3 separate regions of the Mus musculus genome follow, and regions 2 and 3 are each linked to region 1. The links are chromatin loops, found by intact Hi-C in ENCODE. Cell type or tissue: left cerebral cortex. All regions are shown on one strand.

What was found. Hi-C counts contacts between places; a loop is a spot of excess contacts. Peaks named below come from ENCODE experiments on the same cell type or tissue, not always from the same donor. Only the 100,000 strongest peaks of a DNase experiment are listed, where the experiment ranks them.
Region 2: it touches region 1 in a loop (8-fold over the local background); 9 of 42 quality-filtered maps call a loop at or near these places.
Region 3: it touches region 1 in a loop (2.1-fold over the local background); 2 of 42 quality-filtered maps call a loop at or near these places.

Annotation. Positions count from the first base shown.
Region 1 is chr1:162,474,104-162,482,103 of GRCm38, reverse strand. Dnm3 (dynamin 3) reads left to right here and starts at 4,070. Exons shown (of 21, transcript NM_001038619.2): 1 at 4,070-4,441. The coding sequence starts at 4,281. It overlaps Gm31985 (a long non-coding RNA gene), which reads right to left and starts at 5,438. Exons shown (of 3, transcript XR_373653.3): 1 at 5,229-5,438; 2 at 1,803-2,078; 3 at 451-872. In left cerebral cortex, a CTCF peak has its summit at 3,965; DNase peaks (open chromatin) are centred at 4,077, 4,345, 5,269 and 5,816; H3K4me3 peaks cover 2,792 bases; H3K27ac peaks cover 788 bases.
Region 2 is chr1:162,373,932-162,381,931 of GRCm38, reverse strand. The region is part of intron 2 of Dnm3 (dynamin 3); the gene reads left to right. Gm39688 (a long non-coding RNA gene) reads right to left here and starts at 1,630. Exons shown (of 2, transcript XR_865682.2): 1 at 1,251-1,630. In left cerebral cortex, no CTCF peak of the experiment used is centred here; a DNase peak (open chromatin) is centred at 7,105.
Region 3 is chr1:162,405,418-162,413,417 of GRCm38, reverse strand. It overlaps Dnm3 (dynamin 3), which reads left to right. Exons shown (of 21, transcript NM_001038619.2): 2 at 6,010-6,083. Among named protein-coding and RNA genes, the nearest start is that of Gm39688, 29 kb to the right of the region's middle. In left cerebral cortex, a CTCF peak has its summit at 3,457 (motif pointing left); a DNase peak (open chromatin) is centred at 2,689; H3K27ac peaks cover 1,094 bases.

The DNA of each region.
Region 1 (8,000 bases):
TTAGAAAGGGAAGCTCTGTGGAATTCATAGGAGATGGGAGGAGGGAACAGGGAAGGCTGCCAGGGTGTGCTGTTGGGTTTGGACAAGATTTGGGGACTGAGTCTGGGGAAAGAGAGAGGAGAAGGCCTACATTCAGCAGACCTAGTTTTCTGGTGGGCATGACCTGTGGCTTAGCAGGGGTGCCTGCTAGAGTTGGGGGCTGGGAATGGTGAGGATGGAGTTGGGGTTAGGAAGGCATGATCTGTGGCATTCACAGGAAGATATGGACAGGGGCAACGGAGGCTGTACTTGGTATTCTGTTGAATCACTGGGGCAGGGACTGAGGGTTTGGGTCTGGAGGGGCTGAGAGACACTCATTTAAAAGTTTGATCATCTTTCTGTGCCATTAAAAATTTCATAAATGGTATTTTAAAATGGAATTTTATAGCTTCACACACACACGCACAGTATTTACAGGGAGGTCAATTCAACAAGTCAATTGTAAATTTTGAAGATACAACTCAACAACTGAGAGTTAAAGCATGGAATAGCTTTCCTTTCAAAGCGCTCCTAAGAGATTCCAGAAGAACACGTGTAGACCTGCTTGACAGAGGAAGCATCTCTGTGTTAAAAATGCACATGTGAGACACAGACTGTTCTTCTTGTCCTTGATTTCTCAGTGCTTTAAGCTTGCTCACCACTGTTCTCTCTCCTGCATATGTGTCAATTTGACCATGTTTTGAGGAGACTACTGATGAGGGTCCATCTGTCAGATCTCAAATGAACAGAAGCCATTGAAGCAGGAGCCTAGAGGGCCTCTTCCGCAGTTGTTTGGATGCCTGGCAGTGCATGAGGAGCATGGGGTAGGGAGTCCATACCTTCTTACCAGCCCCCTAAGTCGAAGGAGAGAAAGGATGGTGTCAGTGTCACACAGAATGACTGCAGCTTGGACAGTCTGCCTGCTTAAATTTCTCATCGTGTTTAACAAGCTTGAAAAGGCCTCTGCAGTGAATCTGATTTTCAGACAGGGTCTAAAATCTGTGCAAAGGGAAGAAAAAGAAAAACCTTTGCAGAAAGAAGCAAAGAGCCCAAATAGATCCTAAGTAGTATTTGAGGCAGTAGTATTATTACCCAGCTATTAAATGGATAGCATGGCAAATGCTTACAATTTTGGTGCAGCTCTGCCTCATAAAAATTTATTAAATGTTGTGCTGAGCACTATGGGAAATAAACAAGATATGACTTTGTAATAATGTGGTGGATTTTTAAGAACATGAATCCCTAAACTCATATATCTGAGTCTGTGTTTTTTGGGAGAGTTTACATATTTTTTTCTAGGCATATTTTCATTACTGAAAATTTTTCTTTCAGGGAATGCTTTCATCCTGCAGCATATTTAAAATATATGTCTCTGTGTATATATATATATATATATATATATATATATATATATATATTTATTATTTATAGATTTAATTTTGGAAATAGCCAGGCTGTGTGTAACTAAGTCCTATAAACAAGGTAGGTGATCAAAATGGAGAAAATTCTGTTTATCTAAAGGGAAGTGTGACTGTGTTTCATGGAGTGTGGCTTTTTTGGGGGAGGCCACATCAGTTTTAAAAGTTCCTCTTGGTCTTTGGTGCTATTCTTTCATTAAGGTTATCTTTTAGATTGACCATGAAGTAAAATACATACTTATGTATCAGTGTTCTTATGGGCTTACTAAGTTCTTACACACAGAAGACAAAAAGAGTTTTGAATCTTTAGGAGTTACCAGGAAAGTAGTGATGACATAGATATGGGAGCCAGGGAGAGGAACCTACCATCCATCACTGGGGTTGGGACAGGGTTGAGATGACTGTATGATACATTCAAGACACTCGTCACTGAGCAGACATCCCTCCTCAGCTTTCATATATATTGGAAAGGTAGATATTAGCTTTCTGTGGGATTGTCCCATCTGCTTTTCCACTTTGTATTTCTGTTTCCTGTTTGTTTTACGTGGATTAGCTTATGAGTAGAAATCTACACCTCTGAAGGACCTTGGCTGTTTCTGCGTGGATTCAGAGTCTCTTGTCCCCATGTTACTGTGGAATAATCTGGAAAAGGGAAGTAAAGAAGAAAAGCAGTTGGCAAGAGTAATTCTGAACGGCTTCTTGAACTAAGTGAACAGGACGGATTAGAGGTTTCAAATAGCTGATATATTTTCTTTCTAATGCACAATAGCATATAGTCTTTTGCATTAGAGCTCAAAACACTTTGGACGTGGGCTAGTGTCCTCAGCTTATACAGCGTGTAGTGTAGTGGTGTACAGGAGGAACCCAGCAAGGACCATGTCTTCTTAGATGCTATCCATGACCCTCTGCAGAGGCAGTCATTGCTCCCTGGTTTCCATCACAGGTTCCTTTAAATACACCCTACATCTGCAGTAAGCTTGAATCGTATAACAAAATGCCATTGTCTGCATAACTTTAAAAGACACTTTTATCCAGTGTTCTCAGGGCTGGGAAGTTTAAGGTCAAGATGTCTGCTGATCTGTCCTGGTGAGGGCCATCTTTCTGCTTGGAAGATGGCTGCCATCTTGTTGTGTCTTTGTATGGCAGATGGGGCTGGGTCTCTGGTGTCTTTTATTACAGGAACACTAGCTCTTTCAAACTAGAGTTCCACCATTATGACTTTATTTAACCATAATCATTTCTTTATATCAAATACATTGACCTTGGAAGGATCTAGAATCACCATGGAAACAAACCTCTGGGCGTGTCTTTAGCTAGGTTAGTTAAGGTGGGACTACTCCACGTGTTGGGATTTCTGAGATTTCTGACTGCCTAGGAAGGACAAAGGTAGCTGATGATCAGCATCCGTTTAACTCTGCCTTCTGACTATAGATGCAATATGACCAGCCTCCACCCTCTTCTGCCACAGACGTCCCTGCCACCAGCTCCTCAGGGTCAGTGCGTAGAGGTTGCTGCAATAGTGGTCCAAAGTTTCCATCCCAAACCGGCAGCAAAGCATGGCTCTGTACTCCATGTGGTACTGGTTTTGCAGGCATGAAAAGTGAAAGACTGACTCAGCTATCATATAGCATATCCAGAGAGCCACCGAGCCTAGGAAACGTGGGGCAGGCTCAGACTTGGTTCACTGTTGTCCTAGAAGGGCAATAGTGCAATGGTGATGCCTAAGTGACAGTGAAGACCCCAGGGTGCTAGAGATGCAACACATTTTCCTATGTAGTCTCTAGTCTTTAGGTTACTTAAAGCCATTGGGCAATCATCAGATGGAAGATGTGCAGGACAAGTAAATATTGCGCACTAAATCCTGAGAGGTATCAGTATTCAAAATGCACAGGAAACAGGACCACGATAAGGAGGTGAAGAACCATGGCCATTTATCTTCGTGTCTCCATCTCCGGGCACAGACTCTTCTCAGTGTGCTAAATTTAACGGATCGAGTGCAGACTGCGTGGTTACAATGGACTCAACAGCCAATCTCTTTGTCCTGACCAGGAGCTAAAAGGACAGTTAGCTCAGGCAAGGAATTCTAAAAGCCAGAATGAGTATGGTAGGAGTAGGGAACAGAAAGGTTCAAGGAACTACACTTTAGCTTACAGAAGGTAGAGTAGGACAGGCTGGTAATGATGAGTACTTCAATAAGGTCAGGTAACCCAGTTTTCTAATGGGGATTGACTCTAAAAGGCCAGTTTATCTCTGCATCCCACAGCAATCTGGGGTTTTGGAGTAGGGGGTGAAATGTGAGATTTCCTTTTGGGAAATGTATTCTGGTGCGTACAGTGGTGGTGGTGCATGGTGAAGCTGATGTCAACGTGCTGTTAGCTGATGGTAGATGGTAGTGCTTTCCTCTAGGCTTCGTCTGTGTGGTTTAGCTCCTTCAAAAGGAACAACAATTCCTGTTGGGTGTGATTTTAGGCTTTTCCTTGACCAAGTGCAGTACTCTGCCCTTTAGCCTGGGCAGTGGCATCTGACTGAAGCTGGGAGGCAGTCCAACCGTAGGCCAGTAGGATTGGAAACTCTAGGGAGAAGCAGGGCGAGAGGCGTGGTGTGGGCGTGACCGTCTCAGGACCAGGCCACGCCTCCTTCGCCTCTCTGGGCTGCGCAAGCGCGTCGTGGGCTGTGAGCTGTCAGGATCCTAGCAGTGGGAGGCAGGGATCGGACATCGGTGCAGGGACTCCGCCGTGTGAGCCCCGCACAGCGACAACCGGGACAAGTGCTTCGAGGCCTGGGCTGCCTGCCAGGTCACACAGTCGAACAGGGACCTGTGGGGCAGTTGGCCGCACAGGCAAGATGGGGAACCGGGAGATGGAAGAGCTGATCCCTCTGGTGAACCGTCTGCAGGACGCTTTCTCGGCTCTGGGACAGAGCTGTCTGCTAGAGCTGCCACAGATCGCCGTGGTGGGCGGCCAGAGCGCCGGCAAGAGCTCAGTGCTCGAGAATTTCGTGGGCAGGTGAGCGCACCGGGAGCGCGGTGGGGGCGCGTCCGTGGGGGTGGGGGGAGCCCCGTGCTTCAGGCCGTTGGAACATGGAACGGTGTGGGGAGCCCCGAGGGTGGACTAGAGGCTGCAGCGGATTGGAGGCAGAGCACTAGTGTTTCTAGAGCGGGCGGGGTCCTCCTTGCTCTGAGCATCCTTCGCCCCAGCATTCTCTACCCGGTGGTGACCCCCTGTCTGCCTTTCATCCTGCCATACAAAGCCATTTCCTCCCCACCCTCGGTGGGGGAGTCGGGGTACGCCCTGGGATCCACTTCCCTCGCTGGCTTGGTGCGCGCCAGCCCCTGGCAGCCTGGAAGCGCAGCCTGGTGCTTTCCAGTCGCCAGTTCTCTTTCTCAACACCCCTCTCCTTTCCCTGTCACTCTCCTGGAAGCTCTCAGCCGGGATGTACCCCTCCTTCTTCGTCCACACCCCCCTCTCCCCCACCCCACCCCCCCGCCGCCCCGGCCCCCCATCCCCTGTCCCTGACTCTCATCTCAGCTGTTTACTGTTTGAAACAGTCATCGCCTGCCCGAGCAGGGGAGGCGGGGTGTGTGAACCCCGAAATCCCTGTGGTGAAGGCTTACACTGTTTGAAACAGTCATCGCCTGCCCGAGCAGGGGAGGCGGGGTGTGTGAACCCCGAAATCCCTGTGGTGAAGGCTTACACTGTTTGAAACAGTCATCGCCTGCCCCGAGCAGGGGAGGCGGGGTGTGTGAACCCCGAAATCCCTGTGGTGAAGGCTTACGGGGAGATGCTTGCCTACCATTCGCCTTGGGAGCTGAAGAATAAACGGTGGTGTGTTTATGAGTGTGCACCCATTCACTGCTCAGGCATGACTGAAAACCCGAGACCTCCAGGGATGACCGTGGACTTGCGATGTTCAGGTGCCTTGTCATTCCTGCACCATCTCAGAACTGACCAGCATCTCTCTTGCACTCTTTCTATGCCATGCGCCGCCTCCCCCCTCCCGCCCCCCACCAATCCTCTTGCATTCCTTAAGCTCTTGTTTATCCAGCGGGTCTTCAAGATAACATCCAGAATTCAAATTGTAGTTATAGCTTCATGTCTCACAATTTTAAACAACAACAAAGAGTTGTTATTGTTTTGAGTCAGAAATCAACGTTTTTTCCAGCAAACAATTCAGGAAGGATTGAGTTACCTTAATGGCCTTGTGTGAGGAGTGCATCCTGAAGGCTGGAATCTGTTTCCCAGTAGTAAACCAGGTAGAAGGTGCAGCAATGAAAACGGTGGGCTGGATGGGGCAATCTGAGATTACACTTTGTTCTTTTATTTGGCTGGTGAGCGGCTTGTGATGCAGAGGGTTCCTGCTGTGGTTCTCCATCTCCTTCTTCCTTTTTGTTATTGCTTGGCAATGTGTAAACTGTACTGCTGACTACTCCCACATTTTTGGGTGTGAGTGTTGCGAAGTGCGTTTCCCTTTTTCTCGAATGATGCTCCATCTCTCAGGAGATACTCTTCGTTTTTCTTGCTTCAATGTGAACTAGAAAGATAAGACCGTGTAATTGCTCGCAGTTGACAGCTACCCTTTCGTAGTTAGTTCCCTGGATCATTTCTCCTTGGTTTTATAATTAATTTTTGCTCAATAAAAAAAAAAAAAAAGCAATAGCAAAGCATTTTGCCTACGTCATCTCAGACCTCTGGTCCAAGGCAAGAAGTTATTTAATGATACTCATTTTTAAGGATTAAAATCATATTTCAAACGCAACAGCCATGTTCTTATGCATCTTCCTTATAATTTCCTTGGAACGGCTTATATTTAAGCATATTTTGCTCGGTGCCTTTGATTTCAATGCAAAGTGTATGCACATATCTCAGTTCTGCCATCCAGGCTGGCAAATCAGAACAGTCTTCCTAGTGGTATAATGAAGATGTCTACATTTCCCCTCATTAGCTGCATTCTTCTATAATGAGGATAAAACAGAGGCACAGGAGAGTAACATATTTAATTCTGAGCATTCTTCCATAATAAAATGAAAAATGGGGACTGTAAAAATCAGAGCACTTATCAGAATGTGTTAAACATTTTCCCTACTTTATAAAGTTTTACCAGTAGTGACTGTAAGGCTGATAAGAAGATAATAAACATAGAATATGCTCATTTAGTAAATATATAAAACCTTTCCTAGCTGCAGAGTAGCCCTGTCTAGCGCAATTTATATATTAAGGAGAAAACTTAATTAGAAGGTCATTTGACTTTAATAAAGATTTTGGTCATTGAATGATTGAGGAATCTAATTTCTAATTATAACTCAACCTTAGGGGAGGGAAAAGGAAAAAAAAAAAAACCCTTCATTTTCAGAAGTGAATCAGCCCAGGTTGAAAAAGAAAAGGTTTTCATGTTTCAGTGGAATCTTTTAACTTTTATTAAGCAGGAGCTTCATAACGAATATAAAGTTCTTTAAGAGGCAGTCTTTCTCCTCTGCTCATAGCTGTTCTCACTGCAATGCTTGACCAATTGTGCAGTGACCGAGTACAGACCAGCACCAGGATCTTCACTTGGGTAAACTGTTTGCTTCTGAATTAAGCTTGTTCTCTTCAAAATACTCTCGTGTTTATTGACTGTTTGTTTACCACTTAACAATCCACCTTTAGTGGCTGACCATATCTTTCCATCAAAAATAGTGTGCTTATACTGTTTTTCTTTTAAAAATACCATTGAATGTATCCGGTTGTGGATGTATTTGTTTAGCTGTATCTGTAAGACCAATTGTCGGGTGACAAGTTTGTTATGAATAAAATGTGTCATGAATGAGCTACTTGTTTGTGATTTTCTTGCTGAAGCAACGGATTTGCATATTAATGTGATATAGAGTGAGTAGCTAGATTGTTGTGATTGTTCAGGGCGAGCCTATATGCTGGCAGTGAGAAACTGCTTATGGTCTAATACCCAGAAAGTTAAACCCACGGGCTGAAGGTTCACGACCAGACTCTCATCTGTCCATTGGTCTGGTTTGTAAATGGAGTAATTGAATTTATTCAGCTGCTTTCTTATGTGTGTATTTATATGAACGTTCTTGCCCTCCCTTCCAGCTGAACTCAGGGCCTGGTGTAGGCAAGTGCTCCATCACTCGGCCACATTTTCAACTCATTTCCTCCCCCCGCCCCCCCCCCCATTGTAGCCTTGAATCACCCTGTATCCCAGGCAGGCGTTGAACCTGTGACTGTCCTCTTTCAGCAGTTATTGTAGCTGGGATTACAGGCCTGAGTCACCTGCACAAACAGAAAAGATTTGGAGGTCTGGCTCTAAATTTGTATATTTAGATTGTAGTAATGATAAAAATAATGGCTAATATTTACCGAGTGATTGCTACATCTTGGATGCTACCTCGGGTCCTTTTATATGAGTAATCTCATTTAATCCTCATAAAACTCTGAAGAGGTAGGCACACTTATTCATTTCATTTTACCTAATAGTAAATTAAAATGTAAGGCGCTCGAACAAGTCACTTGTGGCAAATTTGAATTAATGTAAAAACTTCAGGTCAACCTGAGATGTTTGAGCTCCTTAATCCAG
Region 2 (8,000 bases), 100 kb after region 1:
ACATGATACGCAGATAATTAGCATGGACAGAATTAGTGGGCAATTTTGTGTTGAGGAGCCTGAACTGAGTCTTAATGAACAGAAGCTAGCCATATCAAGATACATGTGCGCATGCGAATATGTATGTGTGCTATGTGTGTGGTGGTATTTGTATATTTGCAAGAACAAAGAAATATTTGTTTGTTCAGGTGGGATATTCCTAGAAATAAGTGTAGTTTAAAACCTGGAGAGAAGACAGCTAGTGGAATTTCTGAGTACACACTGTCTTGGGGCACATGAGATGGAAGCGCGATGCAAAGTCCACCTACAAAGGGGACTTATCAAAGCTTTGGAGTGAAGGGCTGGTCTGAGCATCTCTTCATGCTGATGGATATCATGATGATAATGGGAGAAGAGACTGAACAGAGTTAGCCAGGATGCAACCATGAAGTAAGATGCCCAGATGAGAGGGCACAAGAGCTTTTCTTGATTGGTGTTTGTGAGAGTGGTTTAGAAAGGAATCAAGAAAGCTTCAGGAAGTAAAGTCAGAGAGTTAGACCTAGTTATCTATTGTTTATTAGGTTTACTTTGTGTACTATATAGCTTATCCTAATATTCTCTCTCTCTCTATATATTTTTTTCTCTAGTTAATTATCATAATATAATAGCATACAAACTTATGAATTGTAGCCATATACATTAACATGGATAAATATTTGAAACGTAATTTTTATTGTTGACTTAGAGTAGGTCCCAGGTGAATTTCTTCATTTCTATAAAGCTCCAAAGAAGAAAATGAGAGGGTATATGGCTTAGAGATACCTATGAATATAAATCTATGTATATAAACCTATGTATATAAGCAACTAATATGGGAAAAGAAGTCATAACACAAAGGAAAATAATTAACTCATGAGGAGAGGAATAAGGGAAGAGATACAGAAGTGGGGATGAAATGATTAGATATTCCTGATTCTGACGATGGGTTCCTGGGGTTGATTTTACTGTTATCTGTTGTGCATGTCAATATATTCTACTCTATTATTAAATACACCAAAATGACAAGAGTGTATAAATAGAAACAAGGGTGAGTTGCTACCAGGCTTCTAGCTTAGATTATTAGATCACTGATCTAATAACCTTCAAAACAATCTTCAAATAAAGAAAACAGTTTATTCATGAAACATGATGGATAGGGTGCTTGGAGCACATCCAAGCAAGTGAATACAAACCTAGGCTCACTCTGCAGATTTGTAAGTTATAAGTATTACCTTGTAAGCGGGTAAAAATCTCCAAAGAATGATTCCAAACGATCATTGCAGGAGAGAGACCTCGAGGTGAACTCACACTGAAGTTCGAGAAGCAAGAGGAACCCACGTAGACAAGGAGAACCCAGAGTGTGGCACACAGGCAGCGTGGAGGCAGTTAGGTGAAGAAGGGTTGAGCATCAATGTCAGGTGCAGCCAGGCCAGCTAGAAAGATGAAGCTTGGGGTTAGGTGTGTGCTGACCATAGCCACCTCTGTTCCTAAGCAGTGGACACCAAGGAACGAAGGGGAACTGGGGCAATGGACGTGGATCACTTGGTCCAGAGGCCAGAGAGTTAGCAGGAAGTTAGCACGCTCAGTCAAATAGTGTCTTCTCAAAGTCACCACTCCCAGTCAGCTGTCCTCTGAGAGGCTCTACCAGTAGCTTCTGTCTTCTGCTATCCTCATGGTTGAATTTAGCTTGATTTCCAGAAGATTCCGGCCTCTGGCTGAAGAAGATGAGTCCTTACAACGCAATAAGGACCTTTCATCCTTCACAGCGTTTTCTAAGATAATATTTGGGTAGTACTGCAGGTAACCGCTTTTGGGATAGCCCCTACTCTAGTTGTTCAGGACCCACATGAAGGTTAAGTACACATCTGCTGGGTATCAGTGGGGAGGCCTCTTGTAACAGATGCAGATGCTCACAGCCAACCATTGGACTGGGGTCGGGGACCCCTCTGGAAGAATCAGGGGAAGGATTAAAGGAGCACAAGGAGACGGCAACCCCTTAGGAAGACCAACAGTCTAAACTAACCCAGACCCCTGGGAGCTCCCAGAGACTCAGCTACTAACCAAAGTGTATACATGGGCTGGTCCATGGCCCCTGACACCTATGTAGCAGAGGACTGCCTTGTCTGGCCTCAATAGGAAAGGATGTGCCCAATTCTGTTGAGACTTGATGCTCCAGGGAAGGGAGCTGGACGGATGAGGTAAGGGTGGGTGAATGGGTGATAGAGGTGGGTGGGGGAGTATCCTCTCAGAGGCAAAGACGATGGGAGAACTGGGACAGGGGACAACATTTGGAATGTAAGTAAATAAAACAATTTTAACAAGTCATGGTTCTCCTGCAAATGGGAAGGAGAGACAGAGACTGGAATAGTGAATTCTTAAGACAAGGAACAGCAAAAGTTGCTGACAACCACCTATAGCTAAGAGGATGGCCTGGGGCACATACTTCTCCAAATCCTCCAGAGAAAGGATGGCCTTACCAACATCTTAATTTTGGACTACTAGACTACAGCATTGTAAAAAAAATAAAATAAAAATGTCTATAGTCTTATGCCACTCAGATTGTGATTCAGCCCCAGGAAAACACATGTAACCATTAGTTATAATAGGTTATAGCTAATATATTATTAGGTAAAGGAACTGTGTTTTCAGAGGATGGTAAGACAGTATAGTAATTTTCAGGATAGTGAAGGAATTAAGAGAGAGGGGGAAAACATTAAGATGCCTGAGGTACTGAGAAGAAGACAAAGACTGAAGTCAGGATTTAAAACAAAAACACGGTAGTCTGAATACAAAAAAGGTTGAGTGAAACATGAGTTATATTTGTAGGTGAGAAAAGATCAGTAAGTTTAAAAAAAAATACCATCCTGAATGCTTGTCAAAAGGATTGTCACAAATTTCTACTGAGCATGACTACTAAGAGAAAGTTGAATTATAAGTAGTGGAGACTTGGAGTACCTATTAAAGACCAGGAAAATGATCAGAGACCACATATGATTGACAATTAATACCAGGGCTCTCTCATGTTTGAAAACTGCTAATAGATATTAAAAAATGGTGCTATTATATCTCCAGGGAGCATTCAGACTTATGGGCTAATATCTGAAAAAGTGGATTCTAGAGTTGAGCTAAGTATGTGCAATGAAGAAATAGTGGTACAAGAGAGAAGAGATGGCGTGTATAATCAGGAGTGCTCTGCAAATGACATGTTATAGACAGACAGACAAGCAAACAGAAAAACAACTTTCACATAAGACCTAGCAGTAGGCTGCCCTCTTCTGCTTTCTTTCAGCTGCTCTCAGAAGACAGAACAGCAAAAGTAAGCCACACAGTGAAACAAAGATGGATGGTTACAGTGCAGTGATGTAGGCTCACCAAACCGGCAAGGCTACCACTATGTGGATGCACATAGCTGGGGCTGGAATGATATGAGAAATCTCTATACTTGCCCTTCCATTTTTCTGTGGAGCTAAACATGATCAAAATGATTAATCATACACATGTAGTATGCCAATACCATAAACATGTAAATCATATATAGTATATGATTGTGTAGCAAAAATTTCCCAAACCATATTTTCTTCAAAGTTGTTTGCTTTGTTCGGAATACTCTGATTCAAAACATTATGCGAAGCAATTATGAAGTACATTTTGCACTTTTGAACATGCGTAGAAGCAGCAAGACTCAGGAAGGAAGGGGAGGCCTCATTGCCATTAGACCCTCAGTGATATCTTGGCCCCAGGAAGCTGCCCTGTGGCACCCTGTGCATAACTCATCTCCATTTATTCCGATTATTGGAAAAAGATTTCTGCTTCCACATGCTTTTCTTGAACAAGGTAAAGTTGCAATACATGAAAAGATTTTAATACAGATCGAATCATCGACATTAAGTGAGAAAAAAATGATACTCAGGAAAAGGATAGCATAACCCAAAAAATATTTCTCCAGGCTCCCAAGAGAGAGATATGAGCTCACAACGTGTGTTTTTGGCACCAAAAGAGTTTATTTTCCATGCCAAGTCATTTTAAAATTCTCTGTGGACAGCAGTTGGGTGGTCTGTAATTTACTTCTGTTCTGACATGATCTGGAGTTACAATGGACGCCAGGGTTAAGGCTTTTATCTCACAAGAGTGACCTCAGTTCTGATGCCAATCTCCAGCGCTGGGTCCCAGGTGACGTGATTTGGCTTAATGATTTTTATTTTTCTTAAGAGTTTGTAAAATCCAGGGAAAGATTTTGTCTGCGTTTACTGGGGACTAGGAGACATACACATGAATGGGGTTAGCAGAGGGAAGAGGAGGCACCCAGGCCAGTGTTCAGGAGTCACTGTCCCCATGGAGCTGACGTGCAGCACCCTCCCCTCATGTGGATGAATTCTCTGGTTTTGGAGTCTTCTGACCCCTTTGGTCAGGGTTATAGTGGAAGTTGTGTCCTATTGGTACTATTGATAAATCACTGGTCCTTGGTGATCAATTTTCAGATCCATCTTGAAATTTATAGGAGTCCATTAATAAAAGTTTCCTCTCCAGCACAAACTTACATATAATAAAAAGGGATTGTTGTGAATAACACCACATATCCCTCTCATTCAGGAGTCATAACATGCTAAGGACTTCAGAATCTTTGTCAGGAACCATGAGCCGCTGTGTACTTCTATGCTTCATTGATCGACCAATCTACATAGATATTGCCCATGAATCTTCTTGCTCTCACAGGTGGACTTCCTGAGCAGGATTTAAGTGTCTTTCCTGTGTGGCCATGTGACTCAGTGTTGTAGGTGTGCAGTCTTAGCAGGCTCTTGCTGTGACCTGGTCCCTTTTCTGGCTTCAGTGTCCCTCAGGTGCAGGATTGGAGGCTCTTCGGAAGGCTACTCACTGAGCATTTCCTTGCCCTTCCCCTGTATGATGAGAGACCCTCAGGCTTCACAAATCTTTACTTTCTCTGAGTCTCTTATGGTTATGATCTCAGAGAAGCTAAGAGGGTTAAAAGGTAGGAAAATTGGTCCTTAGATATTTGCTCTGCTAATTCTAGATATTGTGCCTGTCACATATGAAAGATGTCCCCTGTAACTCAAATGCTCTTCCATGAAGATGTAGTTTGGCATGGTGAAATGAAATGGCCCAGTCCCATGTTTTCTCCCGTATATAATTAGAAAGAATTCATTTATTCTTCCTGTCATTCTCCATGCAAGGGTTTTGAAGCTTGAACAAGACAGCGTGTGGAGGTTGGAATGAAAATGGCCTTCATAGACTCATACATTTGCCTGGGTTGCTCTCAACTGATGAAGTGTTGGGGAAGTATTAGGAAGGGTAGCCTTATGGAGGAGGTGTGTCCCTGGGGGAGGGTTTTAAAGTGTCCACATTAGGACCAGTGCCTCTCTGCCCATTACCTGCAGATCAGGATGCAAAGCTCTTAGCTCCTGCTCTGGCACCATGCCTGCCTGCTTTCCATTAGGACGATCATGGACTAACTGAAACTCTAAGCAAGTCTCACTGAAATGCTTTCTCTTAACAGAGTTGCCTTGGCCTTGGTGCCTTTCTCAGAGATGCTCCGCTGACACACAATGGAAATAAAAGAATGTTGAATGTTATGTGTGTGCTAAGCTCAGATCAAAATAATTTTTTTTTCTGGTATTGAGGCTTCTAAGAGACATGATTTTGTGGTCATAGAAACACAGATTTTTTTTCCTTCTGTCACTAAAAATGTTGGTTACAAATGATTTTTATAGTGGGAGTGAAAGAAAGGCCGTTCTTATGTTAACTTATATTCTGAGCTATGCTGTGGAAAAAATAGGATTACATTTATTGTTATGGCTTTTTCCCCCATGAGGACAAATGAACGATCACCACATCAAAGGAAATTTCAGATACCTCAAGAAAAACTACAGTGTCATGTTGCCCAAGTGAGAATCATGGTAGCTAGAGGTGATGCTTGTAGAAATGCCAGAGCCTGCCTTCATCTGAATCTTTATTTCTTTATTTCAAGAAAAGTGGTGACAGCTTTTATCCTTAACCGTTAGCTTTATACAACAGTGTTTTTCTTTATTTGTATTTTATGTGCATTGGTGTTTTACCTGCACATATGCCTGCGTGAGGGTGTCAGATCCCCTGAAACTGGAGTTAGAGATGATTGTGAGCAGCGATGTGGGTGCTAGGAATTAAATCTGGGTTCTGTGGAAGAGCAGCCAGAGCTCTTAACTGCCACCCTTCGAGCTCCATGGCTTTTACTTGTCTACTTGGTACTCATCTAACTTCTTCGTTAATGCTGGCTTGCCTAATTCTCACAACAGTCCCAAGGCAGATGATGATGATGATAATGATTCTCATAATATATAGAAGAGACTGAAGAATAGAAAATTTATGGCTTACCCAGGATAATAATTATTATTATTAAATAATGTGTGTCCATGAATAAAAGTTTGGTATCTAACAGATTCTTAATCATATAAACTTTACTATAAAGTTCAAGAGTTAGTTATTATAGAAATCAATATGACTTCTGTAAAATCAGATTTGTGTAGAAACAGATAAAAATAAGAATGTATCTAAAATAGTAATTTTTTTGCATTATACTCCTAATTTTACGTTTATATGCACTGTTTTGAAGCACCACAGAAATCATCGCTTAGAGTGTGTGTTTTAAACAATCCCACAACAAACTGATAACTATTAAATAACAATAAAGGAGAGACCACATATAGTAAGCATTCTGAGCTGTAGTGGTTTGTTAGTGTTCATTGTTAGATAATAGAATGTAGAGCCAACCGGGTGATGAGTCCCTGGGCACAGTGCTAGGGCTCTATCATGACTGATCTGAGGTGGGAAGCCCTGCCTGTGGTGGGTTACACCATTCTCTGGCTGTGGTCCTGGGCTGTATAAATGGAAGGGAATCAGCAGCAAACATGCACCCATTCCTTTCTGTTTCTGATTGTGACTATGATGTGACCAGCTGCTGCAAGTTCATGCTGCCTTGATCTCCTCCTCATGACTGACTCTACCTTGAGCTGTGAGTTAAGATAAACTCCTCCTCCCCTGAGTTGCTTTTGTCAGAAGATTTTTGTCACAGAGACTAGAAAAGAAAGGAGGACAGACATCAGCTCGGAGTAGAGAGGCTTTGCTGGGATAGAGCTGACCATGTGATTCTTAAGCCTTGGAGACGTTTGTGGCTGAAATATACAAGAGTTTGGTATTTTGGGCTAGAAATGCTTTAGTGTGTTAGAGGAAGAGATTAATGGGCTGTTCCTGGAATTGCCTTGGAAGATGCTAATGCTGAAAGAACATATAATGGAGGCTTGACTCACAGGGTTTCAAATGGGAACATGGATTCTAATCAGAAACTGTAATAGGGGCTATTTGTGTGATAAGAATATGGCTTTAATCTTTCCACATCTTGAGAGCACGGCTGAAGTCAAATTTAAAGATAATGGAGTAAATTGTTTGGCAGAGGAAATTTCAAGACAGGAGAATAATAGTCATTTAGTGTTGAGAAAGCAACTATAATTGTTAAAGAAATCAGTACCACCAAACATAAATCTCTTGTGGTTCACTGGGACACTAGGAATTGTGCCTCAAAGGTAAGCTCTCACCCACTGGAGGCTCCATGCTGAGAAGACTCAACTTCATTCTTAAAGGAAGACAGGGGGGTTCCCTGTTCCCTTGAGCACAAAAGTATTTCCTCAGCAGTTGTTGCCTAAGAGAGGGGCCTCCATCTTGATAGTGATGTCTATATGATACTAGTTTAGAAGGTATGGAAACTAAATGAAAAACTACAGAGCTGTGTGTGTTACCATTCTCACAAAGAGACTCAGAGAGACCACTGAGTGAGAGACCACTGAGTGAAGCACTGAAGGTGAAGCTTAAGTCACAGTGCGATTCTGGAATATTGAAGATGGCAGGACCGTGGGACATCCGCCAAGAAGAGCTTTGGGCATGTAGTTTAGCTGGCTCAGGAGAAATGGATGTATGGGTGGGGCTGGACAGGTGGG
Region 3 (8,000 bases), 69 kb after region 1:
GAAAATAATCAGATAATGTTTTCATAAAGAGGCAGCAATGAAAAGCAAATTGCAAACAGTTGCCTGAAGCACCTCATTTCTTGTCCCCTCTCCTTCCCAGGGAGCGTCAGGTTGGCTCCATGGACCGTAATGTTATTAGCATCCTAGGTTCTCTGTGGTGTGTTCTCTCTGTTGTTCTGGGCACATGGCTTCTGTCCACAGGATCGCCTTGCCTCTCTGTATGGAGATGATCACTACAGCGCTGTAATCACTTACAACTGGCAGACAGAAGACACAGACAACTGACAGGCAGAAGAAAGAAGAGGAAGGGCAAAGAGTACATTTGGGTGAAATCAGAGCGTGTTACAGAAACCACTGGATGGCACACAGCAATCCCCAAAGACATCTTACCATGCAGAACGCAGTTAGGGGCACGGCATTTGCAAGGAAGTCTGGGGCTCATGGTTAATTTATTCATTAACATTAGGCATGCTGCCATCCCCAGGGAAATTTGGGCTGTGCTAATAAGAAAGAAAAAATGGACATTGGATAGGCAACTAGCAGCCTACTTAATAGTCTCTCTAGCTATTTATTTTCATGTTAGTTAAAGAAAGTAAAGTATAATGTGAGATTTTGGGGGAAAGTGATGCTATTTCTATTTTGCACCACGACTCATTAATCTGGTGCTAAAAGTTTATAAATAAGCTACTTTTGTAGCTTAGTATTTGTGAACCGAGGCCTGTCTTCATTCAGTTTATAGATCTTGGATACAGAAACTTTACATCCTAAATGCTTTGGTGGGAACTCTTGATCCATGATTAATTTGGTTGATGAAATGTGTTGCTTAGAAATTTTGAGTTTTCTGGGTGAATGTCACTGTTTTTTGGATGCGTAAAAGAAGCAAGCTTTCTGTAATTATGGTCTTGTATTTCCCAAGTGAAGTGATGTTAGCAACGGTCACTTTATAGAGTGACCGGTATTGGCAACATGTGATCTTTTACAAACAAATGCTAATATCCTTAACGTGGCCAATAATGTATGTGAGGGACGGAAACTGCAGTTTCCCAAAGAATTGGAGGCTCTTGGTGTTATGACTTCCTCCAGCTGAAGTGGCAGTATAGGCTGGTGAGGCTCCGGTTCCAGAGTTCCAGCACGAAAGCACAGAGGCATTTAACAGCACATTCCATTCAGTAGTAGCATCAGAGCAGGACCCCAGCACTTCCTGGGGTAGGGCAGGTAGTGTTTAGTACTTATCTGCTTGTGTTTGCTTCTGCCTCCTCTTTATTTCTGCTTTCTTCTGTCCCTATCTCTTACCTTCCTCACTTTCTTGTGAGGTGTTTTGAGATGTTACCACCACAGGGATTATTCTACAGTACATAAAACTATACTAGAAGCAATAATTTCAAGAGATTTTTTTTCTAGTATAAAGACTAATTTTTAGAAGTATGATATTTCTTGGATTAAAACAATTGTTTTCTTCAAATTCTATTTCATGTCTTTATACAAGGAGTAAGACAGATCAACACTGTGTTTCATACTTTATACTTTGGTGAATACTTTTTTACTTTAAATGTGCATATTAAAATAGCAAATTAGATTATTTCAAGCAATATTTAATAAATTGGAAGATCTGCTGTTCTTTCATTCATATGCCACTTAGCTATTTTTCAGTTGAAGAGGCAAATTCAAGACTGCTTCCTCTGTGTGTTAAAGACTCTAACAAGCAACCAGGAACCTGGGTGAAAGAGGAAGTAGAAATTTAATGAAATACTTGGACATCTAATTGACTCTGGAGGAGCACATGGGACAGAGGACAAATCTATGAACAGACCAGTATTTTTTGAGAGCTTAGACAGAGGCTTAGATTGGGGGAGCTAAGGAAGGAAGACATAGAGTTAACTGTTGAAGTTCTAGTAGGACCCTGCCAGAGGAAGCCACTAGGTCAAGAGTTCCAAGCACAGGTCATGAGTATGATTGCCAAAGCACCAAGATCATTGGTAAATGGCCACTTACCTCTTTGTTGTAAGAAGCCATTTCTGTACTTATTTGCTGTCCAGAAGGAAATACTGTGTAATTTTTTTTTGGAGACAGCAGCTACATTCTCCTGATGGGGCTTCCAAAGTCCAACCATTTCCGACTGGAGCAAAATTACTATTTCTTGGCAACCAAATCTGAAAAGGCCAGTAAAAAAAATGCTACAAATTCCATTCTTTCTATAGGATTATAGAAATGATTTTTTTCTTTTTTCTTAGGAATTATGAAAGTAGGAAAAGCATATACTTATTGTCTGAAAAACTCATGTTTGGACTGGGGTGACAGGCGCTTGGTTAGTTAGTCGGTTGCATGGTCATGTATGCAATTGTGTGTGTGTGTTTTAAATGGGGTTTCTACCCCCTCTTATCTCTTTATGTATGTGAATTAAACTATAATAAAGAAAACACATGTATTAAATTAAAACTACTACTAAAGGTACAGAATTAGCGACCCGACTTTAATGTAGAAAACTCACTTCCCCGTAAGACATGCTGACAGGAGACAAAAAGCCAACTGTCTATGGTGCAGAAGAAATGAAAATCAAGTGGATGATTGCACTCAGTGGCTAATGAATTATTCAAGATTGTTTGTGTCAGTGCCTGGCTTGGTGTGGACGGAGGCAGGGATAACAAGCTGAGCATTCCAAACCACTGCAGCTGGTCTGCACCAAGAGGGTGGTTCAAACGGGGTCTGTGGCCCCTCGGCTCAGATGCCATTCATAAAGTGCTAACTAACGTTTTGTAACTAGGGACTGAGAGCATTTATTGCAAGAGAACACTACAATATTAGCGGGAGCACATCATGACTACGGCGTAGCAATAATCATGGCAATGTGGATGTGCATTTTTATGGTACTCAGGTTTTTAATGGGTTGTCACATGCTGCATTTCATTTGAGCCATATGATCTCTGGTTTGTAGTTAGAATTACTGAAACACGTTTAGAGAGAATTTTGCCTGTGTAGTGGGGGAGCTGGCATCAAAACCAGTGTTCTTTGTCTCTCCTTTGGGGTCCTCTGCCCTCACACCGCGGGAAGCTTCTGGACTTAATTTTGCTGGGTCATCACAAGGAGGTGCGTTTTCAGGGGGCCAGATTGACACCTGCTTCTTTATTAGAGAGAGATTTCTTATATTAGAGGCTCCAGTGAAACAGGAGAGAATTCCAGACAGCCAGATTTCATCACCCAATGTCCTCTGCTTGGCGAAGAGTATGTATTAGAGGCAGGCTGTGAGCAAGGAGGAGGCTGGACGTCTGAATCCACTGATTCCTCACAATGCAGTGTTAAGCTTGGCTGCTTAACAAAAAAGGTGGAGGGCTGGAGAGTTGGCTCAGCGGTTAAGAGCCCTGACTGCTCTTCCAAAGGTTCTGAGTTCAAATCCCAGCAACTACATGGTGGCTCACAACCATCCGTAATGAGATCTGACGCCCTCTTCTGGTGTGTCTGAAGACAACCACAGTGTACTTACATATAACAATAAATAAAATCCTTGGGTCGGAGTGAGCAGAGGTCCTAAGTACAATTCCCAGAAACCACATGATGGCTCACAATCATCTGTACAGCTACTGTGTATTCATATACATTAAATAAATAAATAAATAAAAATTTTTTAAGGTAGAGAAAAGCATTAGAATATAGGTAGGTTTGCTTTCAGCCAGATGCCTAAAACCTGTTAGTTGTTGAAAGTATTATTTATGTTTTACGTCAGCCATATCCAGAGGAGTTACATATTGTGTAAAGGTACAGTCACAAAAACAAGCTGAGACAGGCTCCGGCGGGAGGGTATAAAGTCAACACGTCTCTTCGCCCCCTTCCTCTCCTCTCCTCTCCTTTTCCTCTATCCCTCTTTTACTGGAGAACATTTCAGTTTTGAAATGGCAGTATTCAGGCAGTTAAGACCCCACGTTTCTCTTTGGCATCTATAAAGCCTCAAACTTCACTCACAGAAACACAGATTGTTCTCTTCAGCTTTCTACGCTGGTGTTTAGCTTTCCTTTCATTCATTTTGACTTTCAAATGAACTCCTTCCCTTTTGGTTGTAGGCACAGAACATAGCTGCTCTGTTCCGTGTTTTTGTTTCTTGGTTTGAGACAGAGTCTCACTGTGTAGCTTAGCTGGCCTTGAACTCAGCATTCCCCTGCCTCACCTCTCTGAGTGCAGGGGTTACAGATGCACACCACCATGCTCAACCAAGGCAATTTTATTTGTGAATAAAAATACTATTTATTTAGGAGGCATTTTTTTTAGTTCAAATGCAAACATCTTTCCTCATTCTTCTTTATTTCAACAGCATATAGTAATTTCTGCATGTTCTTGGCCCTTGGGGCTAAGGAATACAGCATTAGCTTAGTTTAGGGACTGTTCATTATAATGAACTCTTTCAGAATGTATTTTAGCACTTACAAAATGATGTTCATAGAGAAAAATTTGCTTAGTTTTATCTTTGTGACTCTCCACTAAGAACATCAGTGTCTCTGGTGGCTCATGCTTTAAAACATTTCCTCTGACCCGTGTTTATTTAATAAGTTGTTGTGTGTTGAAATTTCCTTGTATTGAAGTTCTTTTTGAAGCTTCTGTGTTTCTCATGTACCAGTGTGACCATGGAGTTGATGAGCAAACCTGGCAAACGCTAGGGTCTCCGAGGAGTTTACCCCTCCCATTAAGTATTATAAGTATTCACCACTGAGGCTGGGTCCTGGGTGTCTTGAATTCTAACTTTTAGATGATCCTACAACTGTTTTGAGACACACTCTCACTGAATCACAGAGTCAAAGGTTTATTTTGAATAGAATTCTATGACATTCTCTCTACAGTTTCGAGGCACTGTAAATATGCTTAAAAAACTATGATATAAGCAGGGCCTGAGGCCAGAGGATTGCATGTTCAAGACCTGTCTGGGCTACAGAGTGAGTTTAAATTTAGTTTGAGCAATGTAGTTAGACCCTATTGCAAAATAAAATGTCACTAGAAGGATGCAGATATATACAGGTCAGCAGGAGACCTGTACATTACACAATACACCCAGTGCCTTCCAAGTTCAATTCCCAATATACAGCAACAATAAGAGAAAACACCAACACAGACAAAAAGCTGAGATACAGGTGCCTATGAAGTTCTTGACATTGTAGAATCAACAATGGTACATGTTATGTTGCCCATGTAATGTAATGCAAAACGTCCTTTGCTGCAGGTTTATTGGTGAGGTTTAGCCTATGTTAACATGTCATTTTCAACATAAGCTTTCTTGAAAGTCTTCCACTTGTCAGGAACAACAAGAACAACTGAAGTTGCAATATTTTTTTCTAGTGTTAATTTCTACAACGTAATAATTGCTTCCATTTGAGACTGCATTTTGTGAGTGTTTTTATTGGAGAAAAATCTTAGGATATTTAGGGCATATACCATCATTTACCCCTTCATAATGGCCAGCACTTTCATGGTGCTAATATTGATGTTGAAGCCAAAGCCAATACTGATTTTTGCAGTTATCAGAACTTCTGGGATTAATTTCAGTATCAGACCATTTTTAAAATTCAGATTCACTGAGCAGTGGTGGCGCATGCCTTTAATCCCAGCACTTGGGAGGCAGAAGCAGGCGGATTTCTGAGTTCGAGGCCAGTCTGGTCTACAAAGTGAGTTCCAGGACAGCCAGGGCTACACAGAAAAATCCTGTCTCAATCAATCAATCAATCAATCAATCAATCAATCAAATTCATATTCTCTGAAAGTGAAAACCAAAGGGCACCCCAGGGAAACGTAAGCAAGCCTTTATCAACCCTACCTAGGTAAATGAGTGGTGTATTTTGCTGAGGAACTACGCAATAATGGATCCATTGCTGACACGAGATTTATTTCTCTTTGAACTTTGCAAGTCCCCCTTCCATAGATGGGTCTAGTTGTCTTGAGACAGAGAAAGACTGGAAACTACCATGAGAATTACCATGGAGCCCGTTTCCAATCCCAGAATGCCTTCATCTCTTGTTTCTTGTTTGTTTTCAGGGACTTTCTTCCTCGAGGCTCAGGCATTGTAACCAGACGGCCTCTTGTACTCCAGCTTGTCACCTCTAAAGCAGGTAGGTAATGAATGAGTGAAGATGTTTACTGTGTGCGTGCACACGCCGCATGGCAGCTGCCAGGCTCACTCCTGGGTACTAGATGCCCCAACAAATCACTTCTAGAAGCACCCTGAGCAGCTGCCTCATTTCTCTCTAGAGTTCTCTTTGTTCTTCGGATTCCTTTGGCTGCAGTGAAGAGGAAGCCTTACATAAATACTGATTTTTATCACTAGTTTCTTCTGCCAAAAGATTTGCTTATTGCCATCCACCTACATAAGTTCATAGTGCCAAATAATCATGAACACTCATTTGGTGCATACTCTTTTTGCAAGTGTGTATATTATGTGTGTGACTACTTTGCCATAAAATTAAACTATTTAGGGAACTAGAGAGATGGCTAAAAGGTACTTCCTCGTTCTTTCCCCAGCACCCAAATCAGGTGACTCCAACCACCTGCACCTTCAGGTCCAGGGGATCTAATACCCTCTTCTGGCCTTTGTAAGCATTATATTCATGTGCCTATACTCAGGCACATGCATGCATATAATTACAATTTAAATATTATGTAAGGGCCAACTGCAGTTTCTACTCATAGATAACTAATCAACTGCTGACTATTCCTTATGACTCATGTGTTCTCAGAATCCTTGAGAGAATGTTTTTGACTGTAGCTATGTGGCTTATATTTGGGTCCTTAGATCTCTATTTCTACCTTTATGCCAATACTATGTTGCAAAATACCTTTACTCTGTGATCTATCTATCTATCTATATATATATATATATATATATGTATATATAATCTAACAAAAGAAATGCAAAAGGTATCAGGAAGATGGCTGATTGAGTAAGAATGCTTGCTCTACACACAGGAGAACCTGAGTTCAAATCCATAGCACCCGTATAAAACACTAGGCATGGCTGCATTGACCAGGGAGACAGAGGCAGTGAATCTCAAGAGCTTGCTGAGCATCCAGCCTAGCCAAAACAGTGAGCTTCCTGTTTAGTGAAAAACTTTGTCTCTCAACTGAATAAGATTTCATGAATATGCACAACATTTTCATTATTGTTGATGGTTGCCTAGACTGATTTCAGAATGGTCCCTATCAATGGTACCAAAATGGTATAATAGTCACATGACTGTTCTGGCTGTAACCAACCAGTAACTAACTAATTAACTAACTAACTCTCTCTCTCCCCCCCCCCCCGCCATTGAATGAGGCCATCTCTTATAGAAGGGAATTCATACTTGATACTGTAGACCTAGCCTAGAACACATGGCTAAGGGGGCCTTGAGCCTAGTAGGGAGCTTAGTACTGTTCAAACTGACATGGTGCTAACCTGCTATCCAAATAAAGAAACACTACTTTCAGCCTTAATCAGAAAAACTTCCCTTTGCAGTGAATGATAATGAATGCAGAGAGGCCTGGCTGGGCAAGGTCCTAAGAATTAGTGGAAGTTGATTGCTTGGCCCTAAACTTTAGGACATCTTCATCACCCTCTCTAAGATTTAGAGAAAGCAGAAAATATGTAGAAGCTAGAAGATGGGGAGAAACCTAGGAAATGCTTTGTTCTGGGCATGACACAGCATGATAATCATGATATTACAGCAATGGAGGCTTCCAGGACTGAGCTTACACAAGACTGAGACTGTCAACAGTCAATCATAGATTTGGAAAGAGTCATGAGGTCCTAGTGTTCACTACTGGATTATTGGTCTCTGATGGATCTTGAGTGAGCACAGCCATTTTGTCAAATTGTGCCTGACCAGACTCCAGAGGATAGTTCCCAACCTGTGGTCACACAGATGGTCCTGGTTAAACTAAAAAAGCCCATGTCCAGATGGATTAAGAGAAGAATTGTACTACACTTCTTCCTTTTTCTCTTCCTCTTCCTCCTTCTCCTCTCCCTCCTCTTCCTCCTCCAATAAATACTT